Linked DNA regions of Mus musculus: region 2 is linked to region 1. The links are chromatin loops, found by intact Hi-C in ENCODE. Cell type or tissue: heart. All regions are shown on one strand. Each heading gives the region's core, and the rest is flanking DNA. Links, peaks and the distances in the headings are about the cores only.

What was found. A loop is a pair of places that touch in the nucleus more often than their neighbours do. Peaks named below come from ENCODE experiments on the same cell type or tissue, not always from the same donor. Only the 100,000 strongest peaks of a DNase experiment are listed, where the experiment ranks them.
Region 2: it touches region 1 in a loop (1.8-fold over the local background); 1 of 42 quality-filtered maps calls a loop at or near these places.

Annotation. Positions count from the first base shown.
Region 1 is chr7:142,094,267-142,097,068 of GRCm38, forward strand. Dusp8 (dual specificity phosphatase 8) reads right to left here and starts at 1,018. Exons shown (of 7, transcript NM_008748.3): 1 at 657-1,018. Gm32786 (a long non-coding RNA gene) reads left to right here. Exons shown (of 7, transcript XR_870057.3): 1 at 1-73; 2 at 1,411-1,812; 3 at 2,594-2,678. In heart, for the core only: CTCF peaks have their summits at 1,220 and 1,538; DNase peaks (open chromatin) are centred at 85 and 1,075; H3K4me3 peaks cover 1,891 bases; H3K27ac peaks cover 1,882 bases; H3K27me3 peaks cover 1,092 bases.
Region 2 is chr7:141,923,829-141,926,630 of GRCm38, forward strand. Gm32539 (a long non-coding RNA gene) reads left to right here and starts at 475. Exons shown (of 3, transcript XR_378616.3): 1 at 475-953; 2 at 1,604-1,755. In heart, for the core only: a CTCF peak has its summit at 1,295 (motif pointing left); a DNase peak (open chromatin) is centred at 1,303; H3K27me3 peaks cover 484 bases.

The sequences.
Region 1 (2,802 bases), core at 2-2,501:
TGTTCTTGCTCCTCCACCTGCAAGGTTTGGCACAAGGGTACCAGCAGCATCTGACTGGCCGCTCCCTCCCAAGGTAGGCAGAGAGGCCAGGGAGACAGGCTGCAGGAGGCAGCCGTGCCGGCCCCTCCCCCAGCATCGCGCCTACAGCCTCTGCGTCGGGTAAGGATGTTCTTTATCCGCAGAGGCGAGTGGAGCACCATGAAGTGGGGGTGACGGGACAGCCATGCGAGTCGAAGAGTGGGGGGGGGTCCTATAGCTTCCTCTCCAGATAAGGAGCCTACCGCAGGCCGGAGCCGACCCTCTGGCGTCGGAGGTTTCGCATCCCCCTGCCCGCTGCAGCCGCGGACGACCTTCTCCAAATCTGGCTGCCAGCGGGGGCGCTTCGCAGGGACTCTCACCGATCTGTGCTGGATCTCAGCCCTCCCCCGCGAATCCCTAGGTCTCTTATATATATCCCTCCAGATAAGAAGGAATATGCCGAGAAAGACAGCGCACTGCAGGCGCGGATCTGCAGCGCGCGCCGCTCGCGGGGCAGAGCCATTTATTCTCGGTGCTCCAAAGAGCTTCTTCCTTCAGGGCACACAACCGCAAAAACCTCCGCACGTCCTGGGCCCACACCCGGCTTAGGACTCGACCGCTGTCAGCGCCTGGCTCACCTGGCTCTCGCTTGCCCTGGGGTTGCCCCCAACGCCGGTGCCGCGCTCAGGGCGCCCGCTCCGTTCCGCCACCCATGGGCCCGTCGGGGGCCCGCGTAGCCGGGGCAAGGGCCGGAGAGGCGCGCGGGGCGCGTCGCCGCCGCCGCCGCCGTCGTCGCCGCCACCGCGGGGAGCGCTCGCTCGGGACGGAGCGCGCGTACTGCGGTCGGGCACGCGCGCTCACGGCGCGCATCCCAGCCCGCGACTTGGCGGGCGCGGCCGGCAGCTCCGGCCCGGCTCAGCGTCCGGCGTCCGGCGTCCGGGTGGGGCGGGGGTCCGCGGAGCCGGCTCGGCCACCGCGGGAGCCGCGAGTGACAGGCCCGGGGCGGAGGGCGGGGCTGCCGGTGGGGATGAGGTCATGCCGAGCGAAAAAGCCCCTGACGTCACCTGCAGCCAATCAGAGTGAGCCGCTCGGGGGCAGGTGACGTCAGCGGAGCGGGCGCTGGGTGCGGAGCCCTGGCGGCGGCCGTGGGTCTCTCTGCCACCGCCCTCCGTCCCCCGCGCCCCAAGCTTCTCGGGCATCGGTTCTTAAAGGGGCCACGCACGCCGCAGCTCCCCACCTCCAGGAAGCCTTCCCAGCTCAGGGCTCCTGGTATCCCCAAGAACCCTCTGCCTCGCGGCACTCTAACCAGCGTCTACTGTCCTAGTATGCAAGGGTCTCCCTCTCTCGGCCCGCCTGGACTGAACCTGTCACGGATTTCTCTCCTTCCCTTAGCCTTTGTTCGCGAGAGGACGCCCTCCCAGAGTGCGCCTCCCCTGCCCCAGTGCGGCCCAGGGAAAAGGGTCATGGAGAGCTGCGGCCGCAAAGGGCCTTACCTGCAGCATCCGCGTTTGTCCTCTCCACGACCCCTGGAGGTGGAAGTCCAGCTCTACACTTTGCAGAAGAAGCTCCTAGGCGATGTGGTTTGCCTCAGGTCACTCATCCCGGGAAATCAGGGGGCGGGGCTCCAGACCCACCGGTGTGCTCCCCAGGGCGGCGCTGCCCCCCTACCTATGACATCCAGTTCTTGACAGCTTCCAATGAAAAGCCGCTTGGAAACGACCTCTACTCCCACCCGGACATCTCCCCTGCCCGCTGGGGACTGTCGGCTCCATCCCACTGTGTGAACACAACCACGTGAGCACTCAAAAAACATGGGTAATTACAACTAGGGCAGAAATACACAGGGGTCAGGCAGGTCTCAGAGGAAGGGGAGTCTTGTGCCAAAGTGGTCCACCTGCAAACATAAGCCACGTTTCCCTTAGTTTTCCCTCCTCCTCGGGAACAGGTTGGCAGAAAATTCTTTATTGTATGCCAGGCTGGTCTCAGCCTTCTGAGTGATGAGATTACTAGCACCCACCATGATGCCAGACCTTCTCAGATACTTCAAAAACGTGGCCCTGACTAGGTGGACAGTGAGGTGACCAGATAATATGAGTCTCGTGGGGGGTGGGAGGGGGGTGGAGTGTCCTGAACTTTCCCTGGAAGTCCAGCCTCTCACTCGATGAAGGGCAGAGTTTAGGAGATGGCTGGTTGAAGGAAGGGTCACAGAGAGTGAAGCAGGCACAAAGGAAGGAGCACTCCTTTGCTAGTATAGATTGTGTGAAGAATACTGCAGACCACACTAGGTGCTGGGCAAGGCTCTGCAGGGACCTTCTCCTTTACCCTACTGTATCCAGCTTGGCTTGGTTCATTATGAGTGTTTAGAACCGGCTTGCAGAAACCTCTCTATGTAGCCCAAGGGGAGTCTGGGAGTCTAGCCTGGGATTAATACAGGTTGGAGGGAAGAGGTGTCTCTGGCTCAGAAATAGCACAAAACAAACAAACAACTTGGGAGTGCTGCCAGGAAGGAAGCATGGGGAGCCCCAGGGATGTTTGGGGTTGGCTCTGGGTTCAGATCTTTGTCTCCTTGACTCAGGCTGAGCCCTAAATGCTGTTGATACCTCCTGCTGAAGGTAGCCCTCGAGGCTGAAGATGGCCAGCTCTACTGGATGCTTACTCAGGTCAGTGTTGGGGTGGTTGATGTGCTGGCTTCCTGCCCACTCTGAGTCCAGGAAATGGGGAGTTTGGGGGTCTGGGGAGGGGGAGTAACGCAAGCCGAGACCTGGGCAGATTCAGGCAATCGGG
Region 2 (2,802 bases), core at 247-2,746, 170 kb before region 1:
GTTCCTGCCAGTACTTTTGTGTTTACATTCCTCTGTTTTGTGTAAGAATCCAGTAACCTCTTTGTACCTTGCCAAAGTTGTGTCACCCAACTTCCCTATTTTCTTCTGTATAAAAAGCTTGATGCTTGATTTGACAAATTGCATTCAGATTCTGCACAATCTCTTGCGTCGCTTCTGTTTGTCATTCGCTGACTCCTTGTCCACCTGCAACCAGAGACCCGTTCCACACAGATAGGAGACCCAAAAGGGGGATAGTCTGTGGCAATTCATAGGGCCATTGTTGTGCTCACCTCGTCCAGCAAGAAAAACACAACACGGTCGGATTCTTCTCAACAGCCTTCTTTATTTCAGGAACACCTCGATGCTACGGGAACCCGGGAAAGCCAGGGAGGACTGCTTATATACACCCCAGCACTGGGGAGAGCTATGTGTCCTCCTGGGATTGGTCAGTCTGCCAGCAGATTGATTTGTATGCACCCGCTTGGGAGGGGTTGGCGCCAGATTCGGGCTAGCGCCTGCGCAGTGCCATTGTTTACGACGGTGTACCGGAAGCCGGCGCCATCTTTTAGGTGCCCAGCTGCCTACAGCTCATAACTCTACCAAGACTGTATAAGATCGCAAGCAGTAAGTGTTGGGGAGGAGAGATGCCTTTGTGAAGCTACCTGCAACCTGTGTTCTATCAAAGAAGCTTTAAGTCCTTGGTTCACCAAGCTAGACTTGGGTGGAAAGGATGTCTTCGATCTGCCCTTGATACCTTACCTAGAGTGAACAAACATTTTGTTCACGTCTCCCCCAGAAAACGTCACAACAGAGGCAGGAGGACAACCTCACAGAAGTAGATGCACCTGGCTGTGATTCATGGTTTTAGAGTGGACTTCAGAACCCCTTGAAAAGATAATATAGCTGAAAGAGTGACTGTTTCAGTCAGCTGATTATGGAGAAAAGATGTCCAGGTGGGAACACTGTGTTCTATGACCCTGGCTCTGTGGGAGAGGACATTAAGAACAGAATGGAGAGAGGGGCTCCCAGTTCTCAAGTTCTTCCAGCCACCTCCTAGGACCATTTGAATTTGATGCACCTCAGAGTGTTTGCTTCTGCAGGCTGTCATAGTGTTGAGCCTGCCTCTTGTAAGGCTCCATCCTCCCATCCTACACCCACAATTGTTCCCTAGCCTCCTCTGAACAATGTTTCCAAATAAGAGGGAAGAAAGGCCACTGATCAGAAATCAGAAATCACCGGTCCTGCCTGCAGAAACCAAGTCAGGGGACCTCTAGCGCCACCTGGCGGTCGAGGTGCAAGAGTCTCCACCCCCCTCCGCACCCCCAGAGGGGTGAAGGAGGGAGGGGATTCGAAGGCCAGGCTACAGTAGCCAGGATGGCCATGAGGTTTTCCAGCTCTTGAGCTTCCCAGCCAGCTTACCATCACCTTTTCGACTTTTCTGTCTCTGTATCTATCTTTGTCACCAGGTCTCTCAGTTTCACCTCCTCCCTCCTTTTAAAATGCTTTCTATTGATCTTCTGTTTCTTTCCCCTGCCCTGGCTTTACTCCTACAGCAAGAAGGAGCACTGCCCTTCACTGGCACCCTGACCCCCTTCTTTTTTAGGATCTGGAGGTGGTTTATGTGGCCAGAGTATCCCCAGAGCTGAGATTCCTCCAGTGACTGACGGCTTCGTGGTCCACTGGGCTCCTGGAGCATCAGACAACAATGGACAGCCTTTAAATTGGTGGCCGTTTGCCGCTGCTCAGGCGCTAACAGTAAGTGTCCCTTTTCTGAGTCTCTGGGCAATAGTGGACAGAGACATAGCTGTCCCTGAGAGGACAAAACTGACCACCTGAGTCCAGCACCCTGTTTCCATCAGCATCTGTACCACATCCCTCAACTCTATTTCCAGAGCATTATCAAGGGTCCACAAGGACTTGGCATTTCAGGAGATAAGCCAGAGAAACATGGAGGACAAAGCCAGAGCAGAGAGGAGAGCCAGGCCATGTGGGAGTGAGCAATAGGGTGTGCACATATGTGTGGCTGAGGTAGGTGAGGGGTCTACCACATGCCTGTGTAGCCGTGGCACATGATTTGTCCTCATATACTGTGGAGGTATTGTACACAAAGGGACTTTGTATGTATGTATACATGTGTGTAGTTCATGTACATGTATGAGCATAGATATCTGCACAAAGGTACATGATGTGGTTATAGACAAATGTAGTGGAGTGTGGGTATATAGTTGTGCATATGAATTGTGATGTGTGTGTGGTTATGTAGCACACATACATATCTGTTTTGTGTGCACATACATGAATGTGTAGTACATAGTGGGCATACAGACATGCAGGTCTCAGAGTGTAGTTGGCATGTGTGCATTGTGTGTGTAGGTGTAAGTGCACACATACGTATGTGGGGCCTTTCTGATCCAGTGTATGGGACTCTTCTTGTTTCTGGGGGAACCTTGGCTAATGACACCCACCTACCAAGAGAGTGGTAGGCACTGCACCCAGGTGCTAAGATGACCCACAAAACAATAACACACCAGTGTGTGTGTGTGTGTGTGTGTGTGTGTGTGTTGGCATCACACCATGACTGTCCCAAATGCTGTAGAGTAATCATCCCTTGGAGGAATGGTTGCCCCAACTGGGTGGACCACAGGGGATCACTTCTGATGTTGATAGAAATACTTTCTGGTGCATGATAAGATATGAAGGGAAGCTACCAGAAAATAGATACAGGATTAAAACATGCAACCCACCCCTGAGATGAGAAGTGGAACAAAGAGAGTTCAGTTGACATGGCGATGACTAGTGTCT